Linked DNA regions of Homo sapiens: region 2 is linked to region 1. Evidence: read pairs that join two places in POLR2A ChIA-PET (ENCODE). Cell type or tissue: MCF 10A. All regions are shown on one strand. Each heading gives the region's core, and the rest is flanking DNA. Links, peaks and the distances in the headings are about the cores only. Region 1 overlaps CTIF (cap binding complex dependent translation initiation factor). Region 2 has its middle 24 kb from the start of DYM-AS1.

The links. ChIA-PET counts read pairs that join two places held together with the same protein. Peaks named below come from ENCODE experiments on the same cell type or tissue, not always from the same donor. Only the 100,000 strongest peaks of a DNase experiment are listed, where the experiment ranks them.
Region 2: POLR2A ChIA-PET joins it to region 1 with 5 read pairs; 5 of 35 experiments call an interaction of 5 or more read pairs at or near these places.

What each region holds. Positions count from the first base shown.
Region 1 is chr18:48,842,358-48,858,460 of GRCh38, reverse strand. It overlaps CTIF (cap binding complex dependent translation initiation factor), which reads right to left. Exons shown (of 12, transcript NM_014772.3): 11 at 820-873. Among named protein-coding and RNA genes, the nearest start is that of CTIF-AS1, 8.5 kb to the right of the region's middle. RefSeq lists enhancers at 254-755, 13,423-13,923. In MCF 10A, for the core only: no CTCF peak of the experiment used is centred there; a DNase peak (open chromatin) is centred at 9,580.
Region 2 is chr18:48,991,766-49,007,868 of GRCh38, reverse strand. No RefSeq gene overlaps it. Among named protein-coding and RNA genes, the nearest start is that of DYM-AS1, 24 kb to the left of the region's middle. RefSeq lists enhancers at 6,057-6,967, 10,655-11,353, 11,711-12,478, 12,479-13,248 and a silencer at 7,560-7,749. In MCF 10A, for the core only: no CTCF peak of the experiment used is centred there; DNase peaks (open chromatin) are centred at 9,538 and 10,628.

The sequences.
Region 1 (16,103 bases), core at 7,956-11,955:
CTAACCAGACTGGAAGCTGCCTGAGGGCAAGGACCAGGCTTTCTCCTTCTCCCTAATTCCCCCCTAATCCCAAGCCCCCTGTAGGGTGCCCAGCTGGAGGCCAACAAACAAACTGAGTCCCACAGACCCAAGACTGCCATCTGGCTCCCAGTGCTTCTGGCCTCTGAGCTCCTCAGTGAGGCCTTTGCAGCCAGGCGGAAGCCACCTGAGTATGCTTATGACAGCTGCCAGGCCCAGGTCCTCGTCTGGAAGCCCCTCTCCTGCCTGCATCCCACTCTGAGTGACTCTGGACCATCTGCAGAGGGCAGAGATCTGCCCAGGGACTGGGCCAAAGCCAGGCGCTAAAGGGAGAGCCCAGAGGAAGAGTCTCCATTAGCAGGGGCCACAGCTTAGGGACAGGAGTGGCACCTCCCAAGAGGTGTGCTTTCGGGTGGGCTGTGCCAGCACTGCATTGCCAAGCATTAGCAAAGCAAAGGGAAATATTTGAGGGCAGAGGTAATCAGGAACTTCTTAAGTCATTTGTGTGGCATGCCTGAGCTGGGGCGCAGGGGGTCTTTGGGGGACAGGGAAGTAGGCAATGCCACTGGGAATCACTTCTCTCTCCCTTCAGTCAGGGGTGAGCTGCTCTCACCATCAGTGTTCACTCTGGCTTGGGGTGGATAATTCTGGATGCAGAAGTCCATGCCCACTCCTGAAGCCATCCACCTACCTTCCCCTGGACTTGTAAATGCCTCCAACAACCCTCGTGCCCCTAGAACTGTTAAGGCATGAGAGATGCACCGGCTTTGAGGTTGGGGATGTCGAAGCCCCAAAGCTTACCTCCATAGAGCAGCAAAGGACAGCATCTTCCTTCACATCCTGAGATTGCAAGAGCTGTGGAAGAGAGGGGCAGAGAGCACCACTGAAGGAGACATGCCGGCTACTGGGCCCTGTAGCTCCCTGCAGCCCCCGCCGACCTGCAGCCCCAGCCCTGATGCGGCCTGTAACAAACATCTCCAAGGTTCAGGCTAGAGTGAGAGCCCACAAAAGTCAGAGAGCAGAAAGTCAGTTGCGCCGGGTGGCCGTGATTTCTCCGACAGGGTTAGAGCAGCTGGAGGTCAGTGTGATGGTGCGATGTGGAGCCCCTGGGCCAGGTCTGAACACCGTGATTCAAGAGGCCACTGAAGAGAAAGCCTGCAGCAGTGAGTGCGCTGGGATCATCCAGTGTTAACAACTGGTCAGCAGAAGTCCTCAGGGAAATGAAATTAGCTTAGAGACGTATAATTGGTAACTCCTCTATGGGTGAGGAGGTTCAGCCATTGACTCAGGCACCCCTGGGCCCTGGCCACAGGAGGAAGTCCAGGAGTCAAAGCCCTCTTCTCCACTGGCCCAGTGCTGTAGACTTTCAAACCCACAAACCTGTGGACTTACTCAGGGGCTGGAACTGTTTCCTAACTAGGGCCATGGCTGGGCTGCTCAGCGCTCAGTCCTGCCGTGCTACAGTCCATGCTTCCCCCGACTTGCCTGGCTCATTCTCTCAATCTCTCTGTCTCTTTTAAATTGAGATACCATTCACATAACACAAAATCCACCATTTTAAAGTATATAATGCAGTGCTTTTTAGGATATCCCCAGAATTGTGCAACCATCACCACTATTTAAGTTCTGAACATTTTCATCACTCCCCATACAAACCCATACCCACTAGCAGCCATTCCCTGTTCCTCCTCACTCCAGCCTCTGGCAACTCCCCCCGATTCTATGTCTCTATGGAGTTGCCCGTGCTGGACATTTTATAGAAATAGAATCACACAATATGTGGCCTTTTGTGATTGACTTCTTTCACTTAATGTTTTCAGGGTTCATTCATGTTGTAGCATATACCAGTATCTCATTCCTTTCTGTGGCTGACTAATATTCCATTGTAAGGATATGTCACATTTTGTTTATCCATTCATCTGTTAATGGACTTTTGCGTTGTTTCCACCTTTTAGCTATTAGGAATAGTGCTGCTATGAACCTTCGTGTACCAGGCTTTTCCTGGATGCATGTTTTCAATTCTCCTGGATATTACATAGGATTAGAATTTCTGGGTCATGTGGTAACTCTATGTTCAGCTTTTTGAGTAGCTGCAAGACTGTTTTCCCACAATGGCTCCATCATTTTACACTCTCACTAGCAATGCATGAGGGTTCTGGTTTCTCTACAGCCTCACCAATGCTTGCTATGTCCCAGTTTTCTGATTCACTCTCTCTTGAAGCCCCAGCAGCACTGGTGTGCTGACACCGAGTGCCTGAAACCCTCTCTGGGCGTGGCTTCCGAGAAGCTCACCAAGCCCCACGGACCACTCCTACCACAGCCCTCTTTGCTGGCTAATGCTTTTTCTCTCAGTTCCTAAAACAGGCATTCCTCCAATATTTTCCTCCCCAAATAGTTATTGTCAAGCTTCTGCTCTTCTCAATGCCGTCCCCTCCTGCCATGTCGATCATCACGACTCTCAGGGACCCCACATCTAGCTCGTCTGCACGAACCTTCCCACACTCATTGGGCTTCACTTTCTGGATGACACTATGGCTTTATCATCTTTGCCTCAAAGCAGCTCCATGTCACCTCCAGCTCAAAACCTCAGTCATTTTGCTCTCCCCTTACCATCCATAACCAAGAAGGTACCAGGTTCTGGTAGTTTTCCTGGTAAAACGTCCTGGAGACATTTTAGTCCCACTTTTCCAGGTCCCTGGCCTTACTCAAAGGTGAGGTTTTGTTGCTTCCCTCATGGAGGACTGTCCCGCGTCCTGATGCGTCATCCTGGTCCCCACTTCCTTCCCCTGCAATTTATCTTGTACACAACTGGCCAGAGTGATCTTCCTAGCATGCCACAGCCCACGCTACTGTCCCGCTTAGGAGATGTTGGACGCAGAGACGGTTCTGTTGCTGGCAAACTCGAGAGCATCACCTAGTCACAGGGATCCAGGTCAGGCCACAGTTAACTCCTAACCCACAACTCAAGGGAGCCCAGTAACCAACATCTAACTCAATTCATGCAAAGGTGATTCACTGCTTTTATGGAGAAGCATTTTGGCACATTTCATGTACAGAAATCCTTGAACTATGTCTAGTAGGTACTCAAATATTGAGTGGAATGTGGAATGAATGAAAATATACTACATGCTGTATAAACCATAACAACAACCTTCCTACAACTTCCATAACCTCAAAGTCAGTAGAGATCAATCAGACTACAGACTGGGTCTCTCTGATCTCAACACAGTCCTGTTCCAGATGCCAGGTCTCCTTGATCACACTGTAGAGAGATGCCGAGGTGGCACTTCGAAAGCAGCACAGATCTACCAAAACAAAAGAGACAAAGTCACAAGTACCTGCCGAGCGCCTGCGCCAGGCCAGCACAGTTCACTGCAGAGAACAAGACAGACCAGGCCCTGCTCCAGGGCGGTGGAAATGCAGCTCCGGGGCGGTGGAAATGCAGAAAACAAACCAATAAACATCTCTATCAGATGGCGGTAAGCACTGTGATGCAAAGCAGCACTTGTGAGGTGATGAATATGTCAATGAGTGTGGTTGAATCACTCCACATTGTATACATCTTGATCACAGCTCACTGTAACCTCAAACTCTTAGGCTCGAGCAATCCTCTGTCCTCAGCCTCCTGCGTAGATGGGACCACAGGTGCAGGCCATCATGCCCTGCTAATTTTTTTTTATTTTTTGTAGAGACAGGGTCTCTCTATGTTGCCCAGGCTGATCTTGAACTCCTGGCCTCAAGTGATCCTCCTGCCTTGGCCTCCCAAAGCACTGAGATTATAGGTGTGAGCCACCATGCTTGGCCTGGTTTATGTCTTAAGGGGACCATTCTGCCTGCTGTAGGAGGGAAGGGTGGACATTGAGGGACCTGGCCAGGCATGGTGGCAGTGTGGCCTAGGGCAGCAGCAGGGGCAGAGAGCAAGACGGGTCAGGCCTGCACACGTTTGCCTCTAGAGTGGATGGGGAAGGTGAGAGCTTGGGGCCAGGGAGAAATCATTTCTACTTCAGGCCCCTCTTTGGTTAAAGCCATGGGTTTCCATGACTTCTTCCCATGCAGGTTAAAGGGCCGCACTCCATAGCTGGTGTTTAGACTCCAAATGACTTTGTATCTTTGGGGCTCTCCATCCTCTCTCCATCCTTTAAGGCTGGGTCACTTCCCAGCTGTTCCTCGGACCCTTCCTGACCACCCCAGTCCCTGCCCTCCCTGCTTCTCACTCCCAGGCACTCCTGCTTTCCCCCCCATGCACATTCCACACAAGTTAAGACATTTTCCAGGGTGAACTGTCGGCTTCTTGAAGTCAGGGACAGTGCCAAATTCATCTCTGCTGCCCTTTAACCCCAAGCAAAGCCCCTGGCAACAGTGGGGATTCATGAACTGTTGGTCAACATGATTTATGCATTTCTTTTTTGCATTTTTAAAAGGAAGGGTAGAAGGTGAGAAGAGGGTAAAAGATGGCATTCTGAGGGCACATCCTCATTTACTCACGGAGAGCTGGAGCCAAAGTTTTAATCTGGGCATGATATAGTCAAGAAGGAGAGGCAAAATCATGCCCAGCCAACCCTGGGGACTGGTCATGTTGCTGGCTCAAAATCTGCATTCTGCACATCCTTAATTCTTCCTGTCTCCTGTCACGTTGCATCCATCCACCCAGCCTAGGGGCCCCGCAGCAGGAGCTACAGCATTCACCACAGGAGCTGAGGACCCACGGCAGGCTTGGCTGCAGGCCAAACTAGGGTGCAGGCTCCAGGGCCGTAGGAGTGCTTGATTGGCCAGAGCCACTTTCAGGGACCAGACCTCATTCTCCTTGGTAACTTGGTCAGAACTGGCCTGAGAACTGGGTTTGCAGCAGATACACAGAAAAGAAATCGTTTTGGGATGAGTGAGCAGAGGTGGGCCTTAAACTGCTCAAATGATGAGCAGGTGGAGAGCAACGGTCAACCCAGGGGAGGGAACAGTATGGGCTGCACACGTGACAGGCACTGAGGACCCTCGGGGTCTCGCATCCCACCCACATATTTCCAACTCTGGGCCTCTGCATACTTGTCGCTGGAAATTCTTGGCCACCGCAGATCCACAGACCTCACTCCCTCATCCTATGCAGGGCTCTGCCCAAACATCCCCAGGGCAGACAGGCCTTCCCTGAGCAGCCACCATCCCCCACCTACCTCCCAGCTCACCCTTTTCTGCGGCCCCTGACATATTATATACTTGTTTGCCTATTGCCCGTCTCCCCGCTCTAGAAGGCAAGCTCCATGAGGGTAGGGCGATGTCGGTCCACTGCTCTCCCCAACATCTGGCACACACTGGAAAATATTTGCTCAGAAACATGCTTTGGGAGGCAGGGAGAAAACTCGCCCAGCTGAGAGTCTGTGACAGGAAAGGAAAATGCTCACCCAGAGAGACTGCTTGCAAGGCCCTCTGATGCACGTACCTTTGAAAAGATGAGAGTGAGGGGGATGTGGTTACCTACCCCTCCCCATACCCCTGTCACCAGAAGGGACATGGCACAGAATTATTATCGATGCGTCTGCAAACATAGAGTGCTTGTAGAAATACAAGCTGGTATCACTCTATAGATGGCAATTTGGTGATAATCATCAACAACAGAAGTGTCCAAAACCCTCTGACCCAGCAATATTACTTCTAGGAATTTATCCCACACATATAACCACACACATGCCATACAACACGTGTACACTAGTTGCTATACTATTTTTAGAGCAAAAGATTGAAAGTAACCTGGACCTCTCCCAACAAGGGGACTGGTTAAGTAGTTACAGTATGCCCATGTGGGCTACTCTGGGGCAGTGACCCCTCTCCCGCACTGGGGTCTGCGGATCCCCAAGGAGAGCCAAGGGAGGCTTCCACCAGTCAGTGCCTGGGGGACTTTCTTGGGCCACAGGCAACGGTCTCCCTCATCTAGAGGACCCAAGAGGCCGGGATAAAGATTAGTAAGCAGGTTCTAGAAAAAGTTGGAGGTGGGGGGTGTGACTCATCCTGCAGCAAGCCTACCTGAGTCATGGGGTCCAACATCCAACTGCGAGGGGCTGGTTCAGGGCCTGGGAGGGTCCTGTGACTGTCTGGGACTGGGATCGGAGGGAAAGGTGGGCCTAGCCACACTTACTCAGCAGGGAAAATGGGGATTAACATCAGGAGAATTCTGTGTGGTCTTGCTGGAACTTTTTTTTTTTTTTTTTTTTTTTTTTTTTAAGACAGGGTCTCACTCTGTCCCCCAGGGCAGAGTGCAGTGATACAATCATAGCTCACTATAGCCTCAACCTGCTGGGCTTAAGCAATCTTCCAGCCTCAGCCTCCCAAGTAACTGGGAGCAGGGGTGCACCACCATGTCTGGCTAATTTTTAAAAAATTTTTTACTAGAGACGAGATCTCACTATGTTGCCCAGGCTGGTTTTGAACTCCTGAGCTCAAGTGATCCTCCCACCTTGGCCTTCCAAAGTGCTAGGTAAATTATAGGCATGAACCACCCCACCTAGGCTGGAACTTCTTTCTTATAGTAAATTTCCCTCATATGCTTCCCTAGGGTGCTTAGCAGGAAAAAAAAATCCTTAAAATAAAAATTGCTGGTAGAAATCACAGGAAAGGGGGAAGGTAAGTATCTGGTGGGAATGAAACTCCAGACAGAGTGGGTGGTGGCCCTGGGTGGGGAAGAGGCAGAACCCGGGAGCTGATGCGAAGGAAGGGAGGGCAGCTGGGGAAGCAGCCGCAGGCGGATGTCGCTGGCTGACACAGTGGGGCTGCTCAGTCAATGCTTCTCCCGGGGAGGGAAGTGCGCCTGGGGCCCTGGTGTGTCCTGAGACTAGCTTCTCAGGGGGCTCTGGTCCCTTGCCTGTGCCTGCCAGGTTCTGAGGTTTAGGGACAAGTGAAGTAATAATATGAGAAATTTCGAGAAGAGCCAGGGCCTGCCAGGCACTAGAGGCTCTCAATGTGGCTGCATCTCCCTCCGAGGAGAGAGGGAGACGCTGACAGGGCTGCGTGGAAGCCTCCCGGAGTCCCAGGGGTGTTGACAGTGAGCGCTTTGCCCTGACAATCAAGGGTCTCCTCCTCGTCTCTTCTGCAGCCCACAGCCTGCGTGCCTTCCACTTTCTGTGATGGGGCTGCTTGGGCCTGCAGAGCGGTTCCACAGTCTCCCTGCTCTTTTTCTTCCCTTCTCGTATCTTTGTGACTTCCCCTTCCCATGCCTTCTTCCCTGGGCACGCCCAAACTCCCCGCAGGCAGGCTCCTGGGGCCACTGCCCCTGCTCCCCCTACTCCCCCAACTCCTGTCAGGGCAGAGGACAGACTGCCCAGGGCCCTAAGGCAGAGCTGGGGGCGGGTTCTCAACCCTAGAGCCCCCCCTTCCAACCTTATCTTTCTCTGGGTTGTTTGGGAAAGTCTGCATGAAGCCAAAAACCACATTGTGCGAGAGGCCCTCTTGCAAACGGCCTGCTGGGTTTTCTCAAGGAAGTCAGGGAAGGAGTTTCTCATCTTACTTGTCCCTCCCAGTTGCTGGAACGCAGAGAGCACAGGAAGGGCCTTGGTGGCTGCAGACCATGTCCTGTCCTCCCCACACACACCTGCTTGGTTGCTGGCTTTTGAGAGTGGATTCTCAGACCCTTCGGGGTGAAGGGATGGTGGAGGATGCTCCCTCAGCCTCCCTTGGATGGGGCACACAGCTGAAGGCCCCACCTGCTGCTCTGTGTCAGAACAAGGGTCTGGCCTGCCTCTTCCAGGGGGCCCTTGGCACAACTCCACAGGCTTCCTCCCTGGGGCCCCGTCAGTGCCATTGCCCTCCCGGGCTCTCCATGCTTCAGGGTGACCAATGGCTGCCCAGAAATCCCTACTGAACTTGCCTTTAGTGGGTATCATCCCAAGGGAAGAACCTTTCCAGTCTTGTCTATCTTGGCCTAAATGACCTGTCCTATGTCCCATTTCTTCAGGGCTCTGATTTCCTAAGAGACAGCTCATTTTGGGGATAAACGAATCCCTGCCAGTACGGAGAGGGCCGACTAGCTCTCTCATTTATGTATGTTCTATTTGGGATCGCCAGGAGACAACAGCTTCACTTAGCTCAAACACAGATCTCAAAAATTAGCGGCATCTTGAACAGTGACTTGGACACTCATGTTCCCAGCAGCATTACTGACAATAGCAAGAGGCGGAACAACCCAAGTGTTCACTGAAAGATGAATAAATAAACAAGTGGTAAATCCATACAAGGGGAATATCACCCAGTCTTAAAAAGGAAGGCCATTGAGACACATGCCACAACACGGACGAGCCCCGAAGACATTATGCTAAGTGAAATAAGTCAGGCACAGAAGAACAAACACTGTATGATTCCACTTCTATGAGGTCCCTAGAGTAGTCAAATTCATACAGACAGGGAGCAGAATGGTGGGTGCCAGGAACTGGGAAGAGGGAGGATGGGGAGTGTTTCATGGGGACAGAGTTTCAGCTGGGGAAGGTGAAACAGTTCTGGAGATGGACGGTGGGGATGGTTGCCCAACAGTGTGAATACGCTTAATGCCAAAGAAGTGCACCCTTAAAAATGGTTAAAATGGGCCGGGCACGGTGGCTCACGCCTGTAATCCCAGCACTTTGGGAGGTCGAGACGGGTGGATCACGATGTCAAGAGATCAAGATCAACCTGGCCAACATGGTGAAACCCCGTCTCTATTAAAAATACAAAAATTAGCTGGGTGTGGTGGTGCGGGCCTGTAGTCCCAGCTACTCGGGAGGCTGAGGCAGGAGAATTGCTTGAACCCAGGAGGCAGAGGTTGCAGTGAGCTGAGATCGTGCCACTGCATTCCAGCCTGGCGATAGAGTGAAACTCTGTCTCAAAAAAAAAAAAAAAAAAAAAAGTTTAAAATGGTAAGCTTTACATAATGTTATATGTATATGTATGTATTTATTAACCAATAAAAAATGGTTTTTAAAAAAATGGCAGGCTGAGCGGGGTGGCTCATGCCTGTAATCCTAGCACTTTGGGAGGCCAAGGTGGGTGGATCACTTGAGTCCAGGAGTTTAAGACCAGCCTGGACAACATGGCAAAACCCCATCTCTACTAAAAATACAAAAATTTGCCAGGCATGGTGGCAGACGCCTGTAATTCTAGCTACTTGGGATGCTGAGGCAGGAGAATCGCTTGAACCCAGGTCGCAGAGGTTGCAGTGAGCCGAGATCTCACGACTGCACTCCTGCCTGACCGACAGAGTAAGACTCTGTCTCAAAAAAAAAAAAAAAAAAAAAAAAGGCATTGGTAGGAGCAGGCACCCTCTGTGTGGGCAGGACTGTCCCTCTCCTCTGCTGTCACCTCTGGAAGACGAGCTGCATCCATGAAGGAGACCAGCCTGCTCTACCTGGGGGTCAGAGGCCCTGGGGTCGGGGGAGGAGCAGCCCACTCATCAGAGTCTCTGGCACTGACGGGGATGTGGGCGGGCTGGGGCAGGCAAGCCTCCCGTGCCCTCGAACGGCAAAATGTGTTTCTTGGACAAGAATCCAAGGCAATTGTGCGAGCCCACACAGTGTTTGTTCGGAAGCGAATGCATTCCTGTCCTATTGTCTCTGGCGGAGACTTGTTGTGGGCACGCCCATCATATCCTCCCTCAGGGAGAAACCAAGGTGCTCCAGTCAGGCTGTGGCTGTGGGAGGCCCCACAGCAGCCAGGGAGAAAGGCAGCCTGGTGGGAGTCTCCTGGAGTCCCTGGGGGAAGGGCCACGGGCACAGGCAGGCTGCCCAAGGCATGCCCAGGATGTAACCAGGCTGGTAGCTTGGGATGCCACCCTGCAGGGAGGGAAAGGGGGTGCTGAGAACTCATGGGGCAGCCTCGCTGTGCAGGGAGGGATGAGCACTGGCAATCCCAACATCTTGCCTTGCTAGTGAGGGGTGCAGTGTCCATCCAAGCCGGGCTGGCCAGCCCACCTTGACCACCTCAGCTCACCCACAGCACAGCCTTCTACTGTGGGAGAGCAAACCCAAGCCACCTAATGCAGCTGCAGAAAAAGCTCAGCCCAGCCCCTGCCTGGAGGAGCCTCCTTCCTTTGGTAGCGACTGGAGGTGGCCACAGGGGCAGCCATGAGGGAGCCAAAGTGGGAGGTTTGCAGAGGGCTGTGATTGGCGGGAGAACAAAGCCAGCCTGGGAGCTGAGGTTGGCTGGCTGGGCCGGTGGATGAGCCAGGGCTGTGGGGGGACAAGCTGAAGGTGTGGAAAGAATTGTAGGGCAGGAGAGAGGGAAACAAAGAAGAAAAGATAGTGACGGGTAAAGGCCGTGGTGGCGGAGGAAGCCACAGAAATGGGCACACATGCTGACAGTGGAGACAAAGGGGACAGGGGGAAGAATGAGGCAGAGTCAGAAGAACCACACCTGCAGGGCTCTAGGATGGTTGCCACCTACACGTCAGGAGTACCCTCCGGGACAGCTGGCCCATCCACCCTGTGCCTCTGCGGGACCTGGACCTGTACCTACAGCCAAACCTGGAGGACAGCCCAGGGACTGTGCCTATGGTAATGACGAGTCATCAAGAAAAGGGCCAATTATGTCTAGGTCTCCGTTCAGGGAGGCAGGGAAGTAGATAATCTATCCAAGAAAGGCTATCATCAAAAATGGGCATCAGGCTTGGAGTCAGAAGACCTGCTACACACTAAGACCAGCCCCTGGCATGCCACTTAATCACTCTGCATCTCAGCTTCCTCACCTGAGAACAGGGATAGTATCTGCCTAGGATTGTTTGGAGAGTCAATTGAAATAACGTATGTGAAAGAGCTTTGATAAGTGCAAAGCTTGATTCAAACGTAAGGTGTTATTATTGTTATGATGTTTCTATCTTTATAAACATGTATCTTCCCTGAAGATCTCAACATGCTTTGTATGCACCATTCCTTTTACCCTCATGACACTCCTGTGGAGACAGGGAAAGGCCACAGGTATTATCATATCTGCTTAATTGGTAGAGAAACTGAGGCTCAGTAGTTAAGTGGCTTGCACAACCCAGACAGACAGCAGGTCTAAGTGGAAATGGAAGGTGCTGGAGAGTCCTGGATCTGTGCTCTCTCCTTTACGGAATGATATTAATTTCCCACATTAGCTAATTCTTATTTTGCTGGTTGGAGCTCATAATTTTTTTTTTTTTTTTTTTTTGAGACGGAGTCTTGCTCTGTCACCAGGCTGGAATGCAGTAGCGTGATCTCGGCTCACTGCAACCTCTGCTTCCCGGGTTCAAGCGATTCTCCTGCCTCAGCCTCCTGAGGAGCTGGGACTACAGGCACGCACCACCACGACCAGCTAATTTTTGTATTTTTAGTAGAGATGGGGTTTCACCATGTTGGCCGGGATGGTCTCCATCTCTTGACCTCGTGATTTGCCTGCCTCAGCCTCCCAAAGTGCTGGTATTACAGGTGTGAGCCACCATGTCCGGCTGGAGCTCATAATTTTTAATTGTGTTGACTGGTGACAGGTCAACCTGAGCCTTCACAAAATTGAACTGATTTTACCTATTCTTTGTCTGTATTGGCCACTACCTATCCCTCCATCCACTCATCCACCCTTTTATCCATCTGTCTACTTGCCTACTCATCCATCCATCCATCCATCCACCCATCCATTCTTTCATTCATCTATCTATCCATCCATCCATCCTTTCATCCATGTATCTATCCATCCATCCATCCATTCATCCTTTCATCCATCTACTCACCTACTCATCCATCCATCCATCCATCCATCCGCCCATCTATCCATCCTTTCATCCATCTATCTACTCACCTATTCATCCATCCATCCATCCACCCACCCATCCATTCTTTCATCCATCTATCTACTCACCTACTCATCCATCCATCCATCCATTCATCCACCCACCCACCCACCTACCCATCCATCCTTTCATTCATCTGTCTATTCACCTATCCATCCATCCATCCATCCATCCATCCATCCATCCATCCATCTATCCTTTCATCCATCTATCTACCCATCTACTCATCTATCCATCCATCCATCCACTCGGCAACATTTATGAAATATCTATGGTGTGTTAAATGCTACGTAAGTACAGGGATAACAAGAGGAACAATAAGACTTATAATTTATAGTCTAGTAGGGGGAAAGCAAGAGACTTGCTAGGTATATGGCATTGCAGCATAAGAAGGAATAGCGGTGGTGGAGAACTCCAGGCATATGGCATGAGAAAGATGTAAAAAAGCAAAAAATGTGCACTAGCAGAGTACAATGATGAATAAGTATTTCAAGATGCCTAAAATATATGGTGCTGGGGGTGGAATGTGCTTATAAAGAAGGCAAAGGCCACATATTTAAGGGCTCTAGATGCCATGGTACTGAGTTTGGATTTTATCCCAAGGGACTGGAGAGCCACTGAAAGATTTTAAACTGGAGAGTAGCATAGTAATACCTGTAGTTTAGAAAGATCCTATCTTGCATAGCATGGAGATGTAGGTAGGGTGGTGTTTGGACTGGAGGCAGGGGGACCGTTAGAAGGTTGCTGTGCAAAATTGGGGTGGCTTGAATTAAGGCTGGCAGGAAGGGAGGAGGATATTTAAGAGGCAGAATATGTTAAGAGGCAGAAGTGAGAGTGAGGAAAAGGATGAGGTAGAAGATGGCCAGCCCCCAGGTTTGGGGTTTGGTCAACTGCGTAAGTGATGATGCCATCAACAATATTGGGAAGGCAGGTGGAGGTGGTTTTAGGGAAAGTGAATGAGTTCAGTGTTAGAAATACTGAGTCCAGGGTCCTTGGGGATGACCAGGGAAGATGACTAATGGGAGAATGGTAATCTGGGATCATCAGCACCCAGGGATTAGTCAAGCCGTTGGTGTGAGTGAGGTGACCTGGAGAACACATGGAATGAGAAGAGAAGACGGCAGGGGCTCCCAACCTGAACACAGCAATGCCTAAAGGGTGAGAGAGGAGGAAGAGGAATCCCCAAAGAAGGAAGAAAAGGGTGGTCAGAGAGTTAAGCAGAACAGGAGGAAATGGCGTCATGAGGGCCAAGAGTTCCAAGAAGTACAAGGTCACCAGTGTCAAAGCTCAGAGAGGTCAAGTAAAACGAACAATGACCAAGGTCCCCTGGATTTGGTGATTAGAAGAGCATGGGTGACCTTTGCCATGATGACTTCAGTGCTGCTACTGGGGCAGTGGAAGCCTGGGCTGGGCCCCGCAGGGTTGGAGAGTGTGAAGGAGGTCCAGAAGTGCAGACAGAAAGAGCACACCATTTCTTTCTTTTTCTTTGGAATGAATTTCTGTACTTTCTTCTCTCTCTCTCTCCCCCACCCCCAACCCCAACCCCCTTCTTCTCTTCCTTCCTTTCCCTCTTTTCTTTGTTTTTGGAACTTGCCTATGGAAGAAGAAAAGGGGAGGATGCTAGGGGAAAGACACTGGCACAGGGTCACCTAGAATGGTCTGGGAATCTGGTGTGGTTAAAGTAGGAGAGTCTTGAGCCAGTTTAAAGGTAGAGGTGAGGTGCCAGAGTGCAGGAGAAGAGGATAATCAGAAAGGAGGAAAGGATCAAGTACATAGATCTGCCTTAAAGAAGAGTAGTGTCGCCCTCTGAAGTGGGAGGAAGGGCTGGTGTGGCCATGGATATAGGTGCTTGTGTAGATGCTAATGTTGCCTAGCCTGGCACCAAAGCTACAAAATTAGTGCTGTTTTATGTTAATCGCTCTTGCCTGCCCACAGTGCAGACACCTTCAGCAGAGGGGAATGGGCCCCCATGCCACTTTTCCACCAGTCTAACATGGAGCCTTGGTATGGTGGTTATGGTCAGATGTCAGGAAATTTGTGGTTCTGACCTGGCCTTCAGTCCAAGCTTGTGCCCTGTGGTCTGGCTGCCAGCCCTCCTAACTAAGGCGGGCGGGCACCCTAGCTGCGGACCAGGCGCCCCAGAGGGAATAATTAGCCTCCTTCCTGCCGGGCTTGCAAACCACCCCGTACAAAGTAGCGACAGTGGATGTCACATGGGGGATGCTTCATCCCACAGCTGGCCCGGGGGCTGGAAATATAATTTGGGGCTCAGGGTAGACACCAAATTCTTCTGGAGACATTGGATCCAGAAGGCAGGGCTACAACTCCAGCGGCTTCTCCTGTGGACCAAGCTCCAGCTAGTGGCCTAGACAGGGGCTAGTTCTGTTCACAGTGCCTGCAGCCAGGAATCCCCAGGACCCTGGGGTGGGTTTGAGACTCCAGGGAAGCAGCTGTGCCTGCAGCCAGTGCCTCCCAGCTTCCCCTTTAGGCCCTCCCCATCCCTTCTGGAAGCTTCTTCTGTGCTCACTGCCCCCAGTCCAAGATCCCTCCTGAGGAGTGAACAGGAAATGCCTAAGGCAGCTCTGAGGTTCCCCTTTTGAGAGGGGGCCTCTGAGGGTGAACAGCACCTTCGGAATCCTCATGCTCACCTGGCTTACATATTTTGAGTGGTTGTTCTATGTGCTCTGTGTGTTTTTAAAGATCCATTTGATCTTTCTACCAGATGATCTGAGTTAGGCACCACTGCAACGCTCTTCATGTCACAGCTACAGAAACTGAGGCACAGGGAAGGAAATGATTTCTCCAAGAGCACACAAGTAGGTAGAAAAATAGCTTCACTCCTGCTCCCCAGTGAGTGCCCACATAAATAGGCTGATGGGGAGAGGCCGGCCAAAGGTGGGGTGATGGCACATCTCGTTTGCCTGGAATAGTTCCAGTTTTCACCTGTCATCTCAAAGTCATTAGTAAAAGCATCCTTTCCACTCTCCAAACTGCCCTGATGTGGATCATATACGGTCACCTAGATAAGGGAGGGGTGCTGGGAGGTTGGGAGTTTTTCCCAGGCCTCCCAGATCCCCTGGGTAGTCCACAGCCCTCTGGCCTATTCCATTTCCCTTCCCCGTGCCTCAGGGCCCCCATTATAAATGGGGCCTCAGGGCCATCTAGGGGCTGGGTAGCTGGGGTGGGGAGGAGGGCTCGAGAGGCTACCGAGTGTCCCATGGCCTAGAGATGGGTGGTTATCATCACAGGAGATCAGAACTCCTGGCTCGCAGGCGGCACCTGAGCCTGCAAGCCCTCCCCACTCCGCAGGGAACAGGATGGAGTTATGGTCACTGGGAACACTGGGCACAGCTCCCTGCTGGAGCGCAGGGCCCTGGGGAGGGCAGATGGAGGAGAGAAGGGTAGAAGAGCAGTTACGCCCAGCCCCGCACTGGGCAGCCCAGTCAGCAGTGCCTGGCCTAGGGGGAAATCTCTGACCCTCCCCACTGAGGCCACCCTCTCCAGGAAGGACTGCACTGTATGTCTGACTCTGCACAACAGAGCTCCTTGAGACAGGGGATAGTTTGGGCAGCCAGGGGCCAGTCCTGGGGCTTGGGGTGGGTGGGAGGCTCCCCTCAAAGGCTCACAGGTCTCTGAAATCACAGGTCCCTCCACAGCCCCGACATCCACCAGGCTGGGACCCCGGGCAAGCAGAAGGGTAGGGCAGGGGGCTCAGGCTGCCATCTGCTTCTGGCTGAGCCTCCTCCCTGCCCCCAGCTCCAGCCCCTTCCCCCAGTCCCTGCCCCTGCTTCTGGCCCCTACCTCCACCCACCTGAGGCCTGGACTTGACCTTGCTGGCTGTGGGGGCAGGGTGTGATAAGTGTCTCCGTGGAGGGAGCTAGCTGCCTGCAAAGGCATTTTCCGCTCTCTAAAGTAAACAATCAAACAGGAAATTAATCGAGAAACCCACATCAACGGAAGGTTCAGGTTGTGATTTTCACAGCCCCAGAGCCAGGAAATTCAAAGTTATAGTTCCCATAGTAACTTGCCTGTAGAATCAGCGACTGCTGGGCTGGAACAAGGCCCTGTGGGGTCACCTAGGCCAGCCCTGGCCTCTGGAAAGCATTGCCCAGCAGTAAGTCTGAGAGTCTTGGGGGTAGGCTGCTCTTCTGAGGCGGAACATTAATCCTGGGAACACTGTGAGGCCAGGGCTCTCCCTTCCGCGCTAACAGGAATGGGCGCTCGGCTGACCTCTCAAGGATTCCGTTGACCCATCTTCTATAATATATTCCCGTATTCCCTCTAGCACTCCCACCCACAGGCCTGCGTTCTATGAAACGGGAATAATACTCAC
Region 2 (16,103 bases), core at 7,288-11,287, 150 kb before region 1:
ATAGAGAACCAGACAGACAGACTCAGTCCGCGTGGAGCCTGCGCTCTGGTGAAGGAGACAGCAAGTAAACCAAGGAGATACTCTTAGATGTCGCTAAGTGTTTGTCGCTCCAGACCCCTCGTCACTGTCTCCTCGCCTGGAAGACCTTCACTGTCCCACTGACGTTGCAATTCCTCCCCATTCTCTAAAACGCATCTCTTCCTAATTACCCAGCCTGCTGGGATCTCTCTCCTCCTCCAAACTTCGTCACTACTTAGTAAGTGGTGCTATGTATTTCAGTTTTCACTATGAAGTGACATTTGTCCTGTGAGAGTGTTAGGCACCTATGTTAATCACCTAGGATGTGCCAGGTTCCGTGCTACAGAGTGAGGCCCGTTGATTAAAGGTCACAACCCTACAAATTTGTTATGGCCGTTTTACATATGAGGAAACTGAGGCACAGAGAAACAAAAAGACTGACTCAAGGTCACATAGGGTTGAAGCCCGGGTCAGCCTGAGCCCCAAGCCCAGGAAGGTTCTGCAAACTCCACTGCAGGAATCATGTCTCGGTCCTGTAGCCCCCATGACAGCCATCCCTGATTGCCTAGGGCAGCCCTGGCTTCAGTCCTTCTCCCCAGCGCATATAGAGTTTTGTTCTGAAAACGTGTTGTTCATCCCCTGAGCCTTGTGCTAGCTGAGTAGTGTGGTTTAGAAAAAAACATGGAGTGTGGATTTTGTGGGTGCCCCCCACTTTTCCCACCTCATGAAGGGGAGAGAAAAGGTCTGTGCATGGAAGAAATGCCAGGCTGAGAGAGGAGTGGGTGGAAGGAGGGGGCGGCCCCTGGGCTCTGCCTGCGCTGACGAATCCTCCCAGCGTGTTTTGACACGTCTCGCTCCGAGGAGGGTGTAATTATTTTCAGTAAGGGTTTCCTAACGTATCATTAATGGATCGTTTCCCGCCTGCTGCAGAAGGCGGTTGCTGAGAGACTGGGTGAAGGGGCACATTCTCTAAATGTGCATGAGAATCTAGAGGAAGCTGGATGGTGGCCCAGCCGCCACATCAGCCCACCCTGCTCCCCAGCCCCCTCCTCACCACAGCAGACTCCCAGGAGCCAAGCATTCCCTGCCCAGCACTGGGGGAATGAGAAATTCTGGAGCTTTCTTTGTGCCTTTTTCCAGGATGGATTGGTCCCAGGCCACTAGGCCCCGGGTTACCTTGTACTGCATGTTTCTCCAACGGTGGCTGTGTCCACACTGCAGTAGCGTGAGGCTGTGTGTCACCTCCTGCTAGTGGGATTCAGTGACCTTTTGAGAGGACTGGTAGAAACACCAAACACCAGCTCCTTTATCTGGGCAAACTCTTTTTGCCCAGTTTTGACAAACTGCTTATCCTCTCTGAATTCAGTTCTCTGTCCATAAAATGGAGATGGTAAGGGTGGAGGGGTGGGTGTGGAAAGGTTAATGGGCCGGGCGCGGTGGCTCACGCCTGTAATCCCAGCACTTTGGGAGGCTGAGGGAAGCAGATCACGAGGTCAGGAGCTTGAGACCAGCCTGGCCAACATGATGAAACCCTATCTCTATAAAAATGCAAAAATTAGCCTGGCATGGTGGCAGGCACCTGTAATCCCAGCTATTCAGGAGGCTGAGGCAGGAGAATTCCTTGAACCTGGGAGGCGGAGGTTGCAGTGAGCTGAGATCATGCCACTGCACTCCAGCCTGGGCAACAGAGCAAGACTCTGTCTCAAAACAAACAACAGACAAACAACAGCCGGGCACGGTGGCTCACGCCTGTAATCCCAGCAGTTTGGGAGGCCGAGGCGGGCAGATCACTTGAGGCCAGGAATTCAAAACCAGCCTGGCCAACATGGTGAAACCTTGTATCTACTAAAAATACAAAAAATTAGCCAGACGTGGTGGTGGACACCTGTAATCCCAGCTACTTCGGAGGCTGAGACAGGAGAATCGCTTGAACCCAGGAGGCAGAGGTTGCAGTGAGCCAAGATCACACCACTGCACTCCAGCCTGGACAACAGAGCGAGACTCCGTCTCAAAAGAAAACAAAAAACAAACAAACAAAAAAAAAACAGAAAGAAAGGTTGGTTCATGGGTACAAACATGTAGTTAGATAGAAGGAATAAGCTCTAGTGTTTGATAGCAGAGTATGGTGACTTTGGTTAACAATAATTTATTGTATATTTTAAAATAGCTAAAAGAGAAGATTTGAAACGTTCCCAACACAAAGAAATGACAAATGTTCAAGGCACTAGATATGCTCATTGCCCTGATTTGATCATTACACATTGTATGCATATATCAAAAGATATCACATGCAGCCCCAAATAACGTACAATTATCATGTATCAAAAAAAGTCAAATAACCAAACTTACACCAAATAAAATCAAGTACTCTAACAGTAAAAAATACATTAATTAAAAAGATAAAAAGCAAAAGCAATTATTTTTAAGAGAAAAAATGGAGATGGTGCCTTGAGTTTGTAGAAATTCTGAGAGAATTAGAGCTAATGTTTGAAAAGAAGTCAGAATAAAACATGCTCAAGAACTAGTGGTTGGTGGGAATTGAACAATGAAAACACTTGGACACGGGAAGGGGAACATCACACACCGGGGACTGTTGTGGGGTGGGGGGAGGGGGAGGGACAGCATTAGGAGATATACCTAATGTTAAATGACGAGTTAATGGGTGCAGCACACAAACATGGCACATGTATACATATGTAACTAACCTGCACGTTGTGCACATGTACCCTAAAACTTAAAGTATAATTAAAAAAAAAAGAAATAGTAGTTATTGCTGTTTGGGGTTATGTGGATTTTTCATTCATTCATTCAACAAAGACTTATTCTGTGCTTCCCCAGCCAGAGTCAGGCAGATTTATCGGCACTCAGGATGCCTCAGTGAACAAAAGGGGCAAAGATTCCTGTCCAAATGGAGTTGACATTCTAGTGGGAGAAGTTAGCCTCTAAGCAATAACATCATAAGAAAATTACATGAAATAGAAGAAGATAATAAATAGTGACAAAGGGAGTTGAAATTTTATTTTATTTTTTTTTGACACAGAGTCTCACTCTGTCACCCAGGCTGGAATGCAGTGGCGCTATCTTGGCTCACTGCAACCTCCCAGGTTCAAGTGATTCTCCTGCCTCAGCCTCCTGAGTAGCTGGGACTACAGGCACCTGCCACCATGCCCAGCTACACTATTGTATTTTTAGTAGAGACAGGGTTTCATCATGTTTGCCAGGCTGGTCTCAAACTCCTGGCCTCAAGTGATCCAACTGCCTCAGCCTCCCAAAGTGCTGGGATTACAAGCGTGAGCCACCGCACCTGGCTAATATTTTTGTATTTTTAGTACAGATGGAATTTGGTCACGTTGGCCAGGCTGGTCTCAAACTCCTGACCTCAGGTGATCCGCCCACCTCAACCTCCCGAAGTGCTGAGATTACAGGCGTGAGCCACCGCACCTAGGCCAAGAGTTGAAATTTTAAATAGAGAAGGGGACACTGAGCTGAGACTTGAAGGAGGTGAGAGAGTGGGTGATACAGGTACAGAGAGCACAGCCAGGACACAGGCTGAGGGCAGGGCGTGTTTTGGTGTCCGCTGGTCGGCAAGGAGGGCTCTGTGGCTGGAATGAAGTGATTGATTGGGGTGTAGGGGCGCGGGGCCCATCAGGTAGGTCCTTACAGACCAGTAGTCCTCAAACTTGAGCCAGGACTGTCAGGACCACCTGGAGGATTTGGGAATCCCAGCTTGCTACTCCCCCAGCCCCACCCAGAGTCTCTGGTTCAGTAGGTCCAGGCCAGGGCCTGAGAGACTGCATTTCTAACAAGCTCCCAGGTGCAGGTATGGGTGGTCTGGGGGCCCTACTTTGAGAACCGCTGTAAAGATCACTGCCAGGTCTTTGGTTTTACCCTGGGTGAATGGCAGCCCTTGAAGGGGTCAGCATTTTGAGCAGAGACTCAGTGATATGGCCTGCATTTTGAAAGGATTCTCTGGTTGCCATGTTGATGTGAGGCTGCAGGGGAACGAGGGTGGACACAGGAAGGAGAGTGAGGAATTGAAATTTCCAGATGAGATTGCCGTGGTAACGCCGGTGGGGAGAGGTGGTGGATTCTGGCCATATTTTGAAGGCAGAGCCAATAGTATTTCCTGATGGATTGGACACTCGGTAGGAGAAAGAGAGAGGCCAAGGGTGACTGCAAAGTTTTTGGCCTGAGTAATACGAAGCTGCCATGAGCCCAACTGGGGAATCCTTCAGGAAGAACAGTTTGGGGAGGAGAAGCTCAGGAGGTCGGCTTTGTTGAGTTCAGGAGAGAGGTCTGGGCGGGAGAGTGAATGTGGATGTTGTCAGCCAACAGGTAAGATTGGATGAGACCATCAAGGAGACAGGGAGCCAAAGGGGCAGGGTGGAGTTCAAGGACCAAGTTCCGGGCATCTAACCCAAGAGGGCAGGGAGGAGAGGAAGGAGTCTAGGAGGAGGCAGGGGAGGAGGGAGAGGAGGTGGGGGAGGAGGGGGGAGGAAGGGGGAGGGGAAAAGGGAGGAGGATGGAGAGAAGGGAAGGAGGAGGACGAGGAAGAAGGGAGGAGGTGGAAGGGAAAATGGAGGAGGGGGAAGGGAAAAAGGAAGGGGACAGGTAGAAGGGGAGGAAGAGGGGGAGGAGGGGAAGGAGCCTGTGTGAGGAGGGAAAGGCAGGAGGGTTATGCCTGGAAATGAAGAAAGTGAGTCAAGGGGGAGGACATCCCTGCGAATGCTGCTGATAGATCAGACACATCAGGCCAGGTGACGACTCAGACGCCACCGCTGGGCTCGATATCATGGGTTATTTGGGTTCCTGTCATTCCTTCAGGTTCGTGACTGACTCAGTCGTGCATTCATTCGGGCATCTGCTGAGCACCAGCTCCGGGCCAGGCTATGTTCCAGGCAGTGTCAGGGCCATGGAGAAATGGCAGCCCCTTCCTACCCTTGAGGCAGGTTCAGGGGCACCCTGGTGTGTACAAAGCACTTTAGCCATTGCAAGGGGTTTCTGCAGAAATTCTTTATTCTCATTCTTCACAAAGGCATGTGGGAAGAAGGGGAAATATTGTTATCTGAGGGCCCTGTAGCCCAATGTGGCTCCGAAGGGGTTAGGTGCTGAAGTTTTGATGAGAATCTAAGTTTTCAGGCCTTTCCATGTGTCAAGGCTGCCTGGCAGAAAGCCTCTGGGTAGTTGGAGGACACTTGAGCAGTCTGTTCCTGTGTTTTTCTTGGGTTTTCTACTTTTTAATTAAATAAGTAATCATGAATTTGTGTCAACTGCGCATGATTTAGATGATACCAAAACATACAGCGTGGAGTGGGCGTCTTTCTCCCTCCTGACCTTCCGGAGTCACAGCCGTCCCAGGCTTGCTGTGTGCCCTCCAGGGTCCATGCTGACAGCAGAAACAGAGGCAGCAGGGAGGCTTCTCCCATTATATACGCGGGTCTCATGGTGCGTGTGCTCCTGCAATTTGCTTCTTGTTCTCACTGTGTCTTGAAGACCCTTTCTTGTCAGAACCAAAAATCCATTTTCATAGACTCTGGTGGCCTGAATGCTGCCCGGCCCCCAGCCCCTTGGGACTCCCCACCTCCCTGCTCAGCTGGGCCAGGGAGGCTCCCAGCCAGGAGGTCAGAGGCAAAATGAGGCGGTGAGAAACTCCTGCCCGCTCCCCTCCGAGGCTGAGGCTTGGTCAAGGCTGTGTTCTTCCCCCACCGAGTCCCGCAGGTCAGTCCTCAAAAAGCAGCTCTCTCCCTGCTCTGTCACCCACCCTGCAACGGGAACTGTCTTCCTCCTAAGCCTTCAAGCTGGGCAGGTGGTGCCTTGTCTCTCCTAACCTGCCCCGCACCTTTGTAAGTTGTCCCTCCACCCCCTTGTCTGTCACCCCTTCGAGGCCCCTCTAGGACTCCCTGTGGGGACCATGCCCCAGGCAAGCACTTTCTAGGTCCAGGCACAGCTCGGGGTCCTTTTCAAGCATTAACTCATGCAGTCCTCACACCAGCCCTCAAGATAGGAATTGTCAGCCCCATTTTGCAGGTGAAACACCAAGGTCCAGTGAGGTGAAGCACCTTGATCTCACTCACCCTGCAGGTGTATTAGCTGGGCCCCTAGGATGGAATGGTGTCTCATGCTTTCTACATGTGACCTTTGGGGCATTTGAAGCCGGGAGTGTGCTGGGTGTGGACACGGGATAGCTTCCCCTAATTGCCCACCTTCCTTCTCTTCCTTCCTTTCCTGCCTCCCTCTCAAGCCATCCAGCCCTCAAGAGTAGCTGCTCTGGAGGCCAGTGTAGTGGCGCAGGCCTGAGGCCTCAGTGGAGGAAGGCTCAGATTCAAGGAAGACACACACGTGGCAGGCCCTGGAGGAGAGGCAGCCCAGAGCCTGTCTCCTCCTGGGGCCTCGGCCCTGAGCAAGCTCGGCCCTGAGCACATTCCCTCCTTCTACTCCCCACTCCCCTGAAGGTCCTGTGCTCTGCCCAGGAAGGGCATGGAGTCCAGGTCTGCCTAGAGCCTCGGGTTGAGGCAAAGGGCACGATGCCAGCTGGCCTCATCAGAGGGGTTGAGCCTGCGGGTATGAGGGCGAAAACTCCAGGCTGGGTCCTGGATCTGGGGGCTCCGAAGGCTGTGGAGGGAGCCACAAGGCACCCCTTGCTCCACCAGACCCCAGCTGCCTCCGCCCCACCCCACAGCCCAATTCACCCAGCAGATTCAGGAGAACAGAGACCTAATTATTTCTACCAACGGCCTTAACGAGATTTCACAGAAAGGCTCAAACTGCTCCCCCATCTCCTCCCTGCCACCTCCACCTTCCCTGCTCTCCCATCCCAGGGCCTCTTGTGCTTCTTGAGAACCTCATTTTTCCAGGATACTTTTCCATCAAAAAGAGACTAATGAGCCTGGCACGGTGGCTCAGACCTATAGTCTCAGCTACTTGGGAGGCTGAAGCAGGAGTATCAGTTGAGTCCAGGAGTTCGAGTCTAGCCTGTGCAACATAGTGAGACCTCATCTCTAAAAACTAAAAAGTAAATTTAAGGCTAGGCACTGTGGCTCACGCCTATAATCCCAGCACCTTGGGAGGCTGAGAATGGCAGATTGCTTGAGCCCAGGAGCTCAAGACCAGCCTGGGCAACATGGCAAAACGCTGTCTCTATTAAAAATACAAAAATTAGCCGGGCATGGTGGTATGTGCTTGTAGTCCCAGCTAGTTGGGAGGCTGGGGTGGGAGGTTCGCTTGAACCCAAGAGGTCAAGGCTGCAGTGAGCCATCATCACACCACTGTACTCCAGCCTGGGTGACAGAGCAAGACCTTGTCTTAAAAAAAAAAAAAGAAAGAAAGAAAGAAAAGAAAAGAAAAAAGGCAGGATGTGGTGGCTCACTCCTATAATCCCAGCACTGTGGGAGGCTGAGCCAGGCAGGTCGCTTGAGGACAGGAGTTTGAGACCAGCCTGGCCAACGTGGCAAAACCCCGTCTTTATTAAAAATACAATTAGCTGGGTGTGGTGGCGGGCGCCTGTAGTCTCAGCTACTCAGGAGGCTGAGGCGGTAGAATTGCTTGAACCCAGGAGGCGGAGGCTGCAGTGAGCTGAAATCGAGCCACTGCACTCCAGCTTGGGCAACAGAGTAATACCCTGTCTCAGAAAAAAAGAACAGAGATGCTTGATGTCACTAATCATTAAGGAATGCAAATCAAAATGACAATGAGCTAGCACCTCACACCTATTAGGCTGGCTACTATTTTTTTAAAATAGAGAAAATAAAAAATGTTGATGAGGACGGAGAAATTGGAACCCCTGTGCACTGCTGGGGGTAGGTAAAATGGTGCAGCCGCTGTGGAACATAGTACGGTGGTGCCTCAAAAACCTCCACATAGAATTACCATATGATCCAGCAATCCCATTTGTGGGTATGTGCTCAAAAGAACTGAAAGCAGGGTCTTGACGACATTTCTGCACACCAGTGTTGACAGCTGCACTGTCCACCACAGCCAAGGGGTGGAAGCAACCAAATGACCCTCCGCAAATGAACGGGTAAAAAAAATGCGGCCTATCTACACGATGGAATACTATTCAGCCTTAAAAAAGAGAAGGAAATCCTTTCATGAGCTACAACATGGATGAACCTTGAGGACATTATGCTGAGTAAAATAAGTCAGTCACAAAAGGATAAATACTGTATGATCCCACTTTTACGATGTATCTAGAGAAGTCGAAATCATGGAAACAGGCTGGGCGCAGTGGCTCACGCCCGTAATTCCAACACTTTGGGAGGCCCAGACGGGTGGATCACTTGAGGTCAGGAGTTCGAGACCAGCTTGGCCAACATGGTAAAACCCTGTCTCTACGAAAAATACAAAAATTAGCTGGGTGGGCTGGCACATACTTGTAGTCCCAACTACTCGGGAGGCTGAGGCACAAGAATCGCTTGAACCTGGTAGGTGGAGGTTGCAGTGAGCGGAGATCGAGCCACTGCACTCCAGCCAGGGCGACAGAGCAAGACTCTGTCTCAAAAAAAAAAAGTCATGAAACCAGAAAGTCAAATGGTGGTTGCCAGGGACCGGGGGGTAGGGAAGAGGAGTTGTTTAATGGGAACAGAGTTTCAGTTTGGTGAGATGAGAAAGTTCTGGTGAGATGAGAAAGTTCTGGAGATTTGTCACATGGCAAGGTGAACAAAGTTAACACCACTGAACTGAACACTTAAAAATGGTTATGAAGGTAAATTTTATATTATGTGCTTTTTACCGCAATTAAAAACAAAAATAAATATAAACTGACCAATGAACAAATTATAAAATCTTATTTTAGTGGATAGCCTGTGTTTGCTTGTTTAGGGGCTTAGAGCTCTATTTTTACTGATACACACACTGACTTCATTATATTTTCAAAACCCAACAAGCAGGTCACCTCCATTCTCATCGGCCAGCACCTTCTCCCACCGCAGCCCTGTTCTAGCATCCCACGGCCTCTCGAGATCTTACGTCTTCCCCAGCACCCTGGAAGGGCCCTGGGCAGAGCACAGGGCTAAGACCTGATGCCTGGCCGAGGGTCTTGGAGCCTGAGGACTGTTGGCTCCTGCAGGACAGGCAGCTCTGCTCAAGCCAGGAGAGGAATGTCAGAGCCCAGAGGGTGCCCAGGGCCCCTGAGACGCTTGCCAAAAGGGAAAAGCTCAGCAGCTGGTCAGGGAGGGGACGCTGGGCAGGAGTCCCTTGGCTCTCAACCTTGGCTGCACACTAGAATCTCACGGTTACATCAGAATCAGGATATTTTAAAGCACCCTAGGTGGTTCCAGCATGGAGCCGAGGCTGAGAACCACTGCTCTAGAGAATGGGATGGAAGGGTGTCCCCACGGGGCTCAGGACTGGGCCTGTTGTCAGTGGGAGGTCTGGCTCGGGGCCAGGACACCCTCCCAGCCTCCACCCCAAGGCTGGTGAGCGCAGCTCTCAGCCGCACCTGACCTTAGTCAAGAACTGGCAGGCAGGCACCAAGGGTCCCGCCTGGAATTCCAAGGCAGTCACGCATTCCCCACCACCCTGGGAGCCAGGGGTGTTACATCATGTCCAGGGCCCTGAGTCACTACGGATGTCTCTCCTGATGGCCACAGAAAAGCAAGCACCCAGCAGGAGGGAGGAAGCTGTGAGCACAGCCCCACGCCCACGTCCCCTCTCAGAGCAGCCCCATAAACAGGACCAAGCTATTTTAGGGGAAGAAGATCAAATGTGGGGATCAGTTCCCCCAGCTACTTTTGACTCAGTCCTTCAGGCTATTTCTGTGAGGGCGCAGGCTGGTGTCACCCCGCGTCACCAAGCACTCTGGGCCTGAAATTAAATGTGTCTGCTGGAAGAATGAGTGTGAATTCCTATAGGATAGATGGTTGCCTGGCAACACAGTGTCACGGCCAAAACATGGGCCAGGGCAGGATGGGCGCGGGAGACACTCAGGTTTGCAAAGTGCCAACTCAAGCCTGTGACAGTCTCAAGGGTCTCTGAGACTCAAGAAACTGATATTTGCCCAGGACGCCTGTGGACCTTTAATCACAACGAAAGAGGGTAGAGTGTGGAGCTGAGCCTTGTGCCTCTGGACACATTACAGCCTGGGCCTCTACCAGGACCCAGCACCGAATTATGATCAGTAATTCTGTATTATTTTCCTGAAGGAGACACTCTTGCAAATTGTGTAAGCTTCAGGGCCCCTCAAAACCTGGAGAATCTTCTGACCCCTTTCCATACCAAAAGAAAAACTTCTACGTGTGAGTATCCAGATAAATTTTATGTAAAATAAACACCCCGGCAATGGAAGGCTCATGGACCAAAGCTTTGGTCAAACACTCAGTTAAAATCAGTTCTGGGTAAATAATTGGGAACTGGCAGGAACTTTAAAATCCACCTAGCTCGTCCCTTTTCTAAGAGAGGGAAATGCAGCTCTGAGAGGTAAGGCGGCGCTGCCCCCCTTAGAGGGTTTTCAGCAGCGCCTCCCATCTCTGCAGGTCCCTGGAGCTGGCAAGAAGGGGAATTGACCTATGATTAGTTTTGAAAACGTGCCTGGGAGGTGAAAGACACAGGGTGCAATGTGGCATTTTTATTATTCTTGTGATGTCATCACTTTGAGAAGCTTATCTATACACACATCTCCCCACCCAAACAACAAAGTCAGCTTCAAAAAAGAAAGCCCTGAAGCAAGCTGTTTGTTTCATGAGTTGCTTAGCAAGCCAGAGGCATCTGCTCTCCAGATTCTAAAACTGTAGGTGTCGTGGGCCGCAGAGGCTCCCAGGTCTTGCTGGCCCTGGCCTGCCCTCCCCAGGGCAGCCAGGCCGCAGCAGTGTCTGGGGGGGTAGGGTCAGTTCAGGGTGGTGCCCAGGAGGAGGAGAAGGCCTAAGCCAAGACAAGCCTCAAAGCCTCCTCTTCTCTAGCGCTGGCCCTGCCCCACTGACTTCCAGAAACCTCTGCCAGCCTCCCTGCCTTTGCTCCCAATTCACCCGTCCTCCAGAAGTGAGACCTGGAAAGAATTGCAGAGGTCATTCCATTGTAGCAGCTTTTCAGGTGGAGCCTTGAGGCTCTGATGTGCTCGGGGTCTGCGGACCATGGGCTGCTGACCTCTCATGCATGCTTGGGGGTTTTTTGGGTTTTTGTTGTTGGTTTTTTTTTTTTTCTGAGTCAGGGTCTCACTCTGTCACCCAGGCTGGAGTGCAGTGGTGTGATCTCAGCTCACTGCAACCTCCGCCTTCTGGGTTCAAGTGATTCTCTTGCCTTAGCCTCCTGAGTAGCTGGGATTACAGGCGCCTGCCACCGCGCCCGGCTAATTTTTGTACTTTTAGTAGAGACGGGGTTTCACCATGTTGGCCAGGCTGGTCTCAAACTCCTGACCTCAGGTGATCCACCCGCCTCGGCCTCCCAAAGTACTGGGATTACAGGTGTGAGCCACCGTGCCTGGCCACCCTTGTGTTTTTCTGAATCACCAGTCTTTTCTCCTGAAATATCACTGCCCTAGGTCCTGTTCCTGTGGGGATTGGCTGGGCCAGTGGTTTTCAAAATGTGGCTCCTAGACCAGCAGCCTCAGCCTTGTCTGGAAACTTCTGAAACAAGCAAATTCTCAGGTCCCACCCCAGACACCTGCTGGTTGGGAACTCCGGGGCTGTGACCAGCCTTCTGTGTTAACAAGCACCTCAGGCGATTCTGAGGCACCTACAGCTTGGGCACCTTTCTCTAGACAGAAGCTCTATGAAAGCAGGGAGCCACCTGCCTTATCCGCTGCCACTTCAGCAGGGCTCCTGGAAGATGGTGGCTGCTCAATACGTGTTTGTTGAGTGACTATCCTAGACCCAAGCTAGAGCTGCTGAAACTGGGTGTGTGGGAGACCTTATGGACATCTGCATTTCAGCAGGCCTTCCAGGGGAGCGGGTGATGAGGGGCTGCGAACACCATGAAGGGGCAAAGGGCCCCAGTTCCTCTGGCTGGGGTGTTTGCTGGGCCTGAAAGCAGAACAGGCAGCTGACTTCGGGAATAGGAGCTCCTCTATTCTCACGCTGTCTTTATTCAACCAACCTCTTTTATAGAAATGGTCCTCTTGGTTTCTAGGACACGAAGCTACTGAATAATCAAGAAATGAAAGATGGGTCCATCACAAACCAGACAATTGCTTGGGACTCCGAGGACGTCCTGTCGGCAGTTCTCAATGCAGAGGAACCCATGTGGATGCGTGGCTTGCGCCTAGGCTGATCCCCGGCCTGGCTCCAGGCGGGCATCACTGTCTGCCCTGTACTCTGCCTTCCCGCCGTCCTCACCAGCTTGGAGGATTCTGAAAGGGAGCCCATGCCTAGGAGGTCTGGCGGCTTCTCCTGCCATCCTATTTCTGGGCCTGGCCACAAGGAGGTTTCCAAGAAGGGCCCTTGGTCAATATCACAGACAGCTCTTGGGTTCCTGAGCTGTGCCTTGTTAGGGCAGACCATAGAATCCAGCCACAGGCACAGGCTATCACCACCACCTGCTCCATGTGGGTCCCTCCTCTGTGTACTGGAGGTGTGAGGACACTGCTGGGGCTCAAGTTACAGGCCCTGTACCCCTCAAAAGACAGAGTCTGACTGCAGAGGGCAAACACTCCACAAAGCCAACTGAAAAGCATTGAGTGGGAAGGCAGTGGGGAGCTCTGAGTGTGACCCCCGTGCCGAGGCATCCACTCAAGGGCTGATGGGTGGGAGAGGCGCTGGGACCTGGGGAGCAGGATGTGGAGATGGGAGTTCTCCTGGGAAGGCAGGTCTTGCAGGGCTTATGGCAGGACGGTACAGAGAAGGGGTCCTGGGAAGCAGGGGACTGGTGTGGGTTAGGTGGGTTGGGTCACTGTTTGGGAGGCGTGACAGTTGTCTCTGCTTTCCGCACGCCTTCAAACTCAATGGCACGAAACTGGAGGGCACAAAGGCCCTCCCCTCAAAACCCCCAAATCGCCCACCATCTCTGCGTCCTGCTACTGGCCACATTTTAAATTGCCCGCCATCTCTGCGTCTTGCTACTGGCCACATTTTAACAAATGATGTTCAGCATTTTTCCCTTTGGGTTTGTCAGAGCAGGGTTGTCCCTGGATGTTCTGTAGGGTCGTTGTGTCGGGGGCAGGGGTGGGGGAGGAGTAAAGGGGTTGCGGGGAGGAAGGGAGGGAAGCACCCTGGGAACTATTTCTACACAAATAACTAGCTATTTTAGTTTCCCTACTGGACTAAATGCCAAGTATCAATTAAAATTTTTTGAAGAAAAAAACAGATGTATTAATTCTTGCTTCCTCCTTTTGTTGGCGGGTCTGCTCTTTGCCATTTGTGAGGCCGTGTGTGGGTGTGAACGTCTGTGTGTGCACATGAAAGGCTGCGTGTGCTGGACACGTGCTGTATCCACACATGTACTCACACCCGGATGAGACGGCACCCTTCACCAATTATGAAACTGCTTCACAAATCCAACCTCAGAAATGACTGGATTTAGCGTTTTTATGGGGTGGGATGGTGAGGCACATCCCCCCCACATGCCGTCTCCCATGAGGACAGAAAAGAGCATCATACTTTATTTTATGACCAAGAGGTCATTCGTCTATATCTGCTCTTGAAAGCCACTGAGGACATTTTGCCAATCACTAGGAGAAACTAAATAAACAGAGCCAAACAGTGTCAGCTCTCTGCGGCTGAGTAATTATGAGGAATTCCTCTTTAAATAGAAGTTTAAGTAAATATAGAAAGATCACTTTACAGAAGGCAGCTCCAGAAGAGATGGGGGAGCGGGGCCACAGGCGACCCTTCCAAGTCAAGGAGAAGGTAAAGGCCGAGCTTGGAGAAACCAGAACCGGAGGGTTTCTGGTATGAAACAGACACGCTTCTCCTTCTTCCGTGCCTGGAAGCAATGTGCCAAGTTGTTTCTGCCTTCATCTTGGCAGGCTTCAATTTCGGATGCTTCATTTATAAAAATGGCTTCTGTTCTGGGCCTGGGCTTAAACCCTGGCCCTGAAGACTCACTCTTGTCCGCCAGCTCACCAGGGCTCTGTCCCATTGGTCACTGTGCTGAGCCTTGGAGGAGGGATGGAGTGTGGGGAACAGGTGGAGCTCGGGAGATCACTGCAAACCGAGAGGAGCCCTTGGTAACGCGTAGTAACTAGTTCGTGATACTGTCGGTTGGTGCTAGGCGAGTCAGAAAGGCCAATGAGCAATGGATGAGTGGAAGATGATTGTTATCCTGGTCTGGGGAGACAGAAGGCCTCTCACAAGTCTGACCAGTCCCCATGGAGAAGCCCCACCTAGTGCGAGCTGCCCACTCTATTCTGTGAACATGAGGGCTGTGCAATGATCTCTCTCCCCTTGTCTGAACATTCTCTGGTCCCCCGCAGGGCTGTGAATTCCCCATGGTCACGGCAACTGAAAAAGTCGTTGCCTTGAAAGCTCAAGCAGAAACTGTGTTCTGCACTGTGAAACACCAAGACCCGTTCTAAGTCCCTACCACACAAAGACTGAGAAGTCCTGGAAGGCTTCCCAGGGGAGGTAGCACACGAATGATGTTTTGAGGAATGAATAGGAGTTTGCTGGAGGAAGGAGGCAGGGCATTCTAGAGCAGGTGGACATCTCAGAGGGATCAATCCCAACATGTTGGGAAACTCTGAGCAGACAGGGAATAATGGCTGGAATGTGGGTGGAGGAGGGAAAAGATGAGGGCAGATGGGAGCGAGGACGAAGGAAGGTCAGCCTCCTTCCAGAGGACTCTGTCCTAGAGCAGTGGGAAGCGATGGGAGGAGTTAGGCAGGAATGTGGCACACCCAGGCTCCCCTGTTTCAGACTTCCCAAGGCGGGGTATGAAGGCTTGAAGGTGGATGAGCGTGGCAGTGTGACATTAAGTTAACAGATGGCTGCAGTGGTTTGGTGACAAATGACAATGCCTGGCCCAGGCTGGTGGAGGGAGGTGGAGAGCAGTAGACAGAATGGGGAAGTAAGTGCTGAAATCAGCCATGAAGTTAGTAGGGGTGGGGGCAGGAAGGAGTCAAGGACAAGGTTGAGGAAATCTGTCGGATGACGCTGTCATTTGTGCATTGGGAAAACCAGAGCAGGAGCAGACTGAGTGTGGCCAGGCTGGGGCTGTGCCTGGAGAGAGGGTCTACACGCAGCTGGGTGAGGGGTCCGGAATTCAGAAAGGAGGTCCGGGCTCGAGAGGCCTTGGGCACAGATAGCATTTGAAACCGTGGTTTGGGTGAAGTCACTCCTTGGAGAATGTGGAGCGAGGACAGTACTGAGGCCAGTCCCCAGGGGACCCACATTTGGGGCAAGTGGCAGGGGAGACTGAGGAGTCCACTGAGAGGACAGTTGGGGGAGTGGGGAGTGTTCTAGAAGATGAGGCAGGAGGCAGAGGAGGGGACGGTCCATGGCATCAACATCACCCAGAGAGGGCCTGAAAAGCGGCCACTGGATGACAGCAAATGAGGCTGGAGGCCATGAAGAGGCCTGTTCAGTGAAGAAGGGGACACCCCAGCTGGCCTGGCCTGCAGACTGGCCCTTCCAGCAATTGCCACACTTCCTCCTGCCAGGAACATGGTTGCCGCGATAGTGCCAGGCGGGGGACACCATCCGGCCAGTGCTGGACAAGGAGAGGGGAGGAGCCAGACCCATGCCCTCCTCCATGTCTGACCCGAGCTTGAGGCTGTGGGGCAGGTATGAGGTGAGCCTCTATTCCTGCCGGAGCAGAAGCTGCCACCTTACTGTGGGTCTGCACTGGGTGGCCAGCATGAGGTGCCCGGGTAAGGCGGCTGGCCCTCGCCTGCAGGACAGACCAGCTGTGACAGTCATCTTCCTGGGTGAGCTGGGTGTTAGCAGTGTGGGGAAAAGGCGTTGGAGAAGGTGCCTTCCCTGGAGACAGGTTAGGCCCTGAGGCAGAGTCCTGAGCAGCCTACACCCCAGACCAATTAAATCCGAGCCTCTGCTGCGAGTCTCGGCCCCAGTGTTTGTGAAAGCTCCCCAGGTGATTCAACCCCTCCAGGGCTGAAAACCGCCAGTCTAGGGAGAGAAAACCCAGGTGTAGGGCTCTGTGAGCGCTTTAGATCGGAGCAAAGCAGCAGCACTGAAGCAACAGAACCCAGGAAGAGGCTGAAC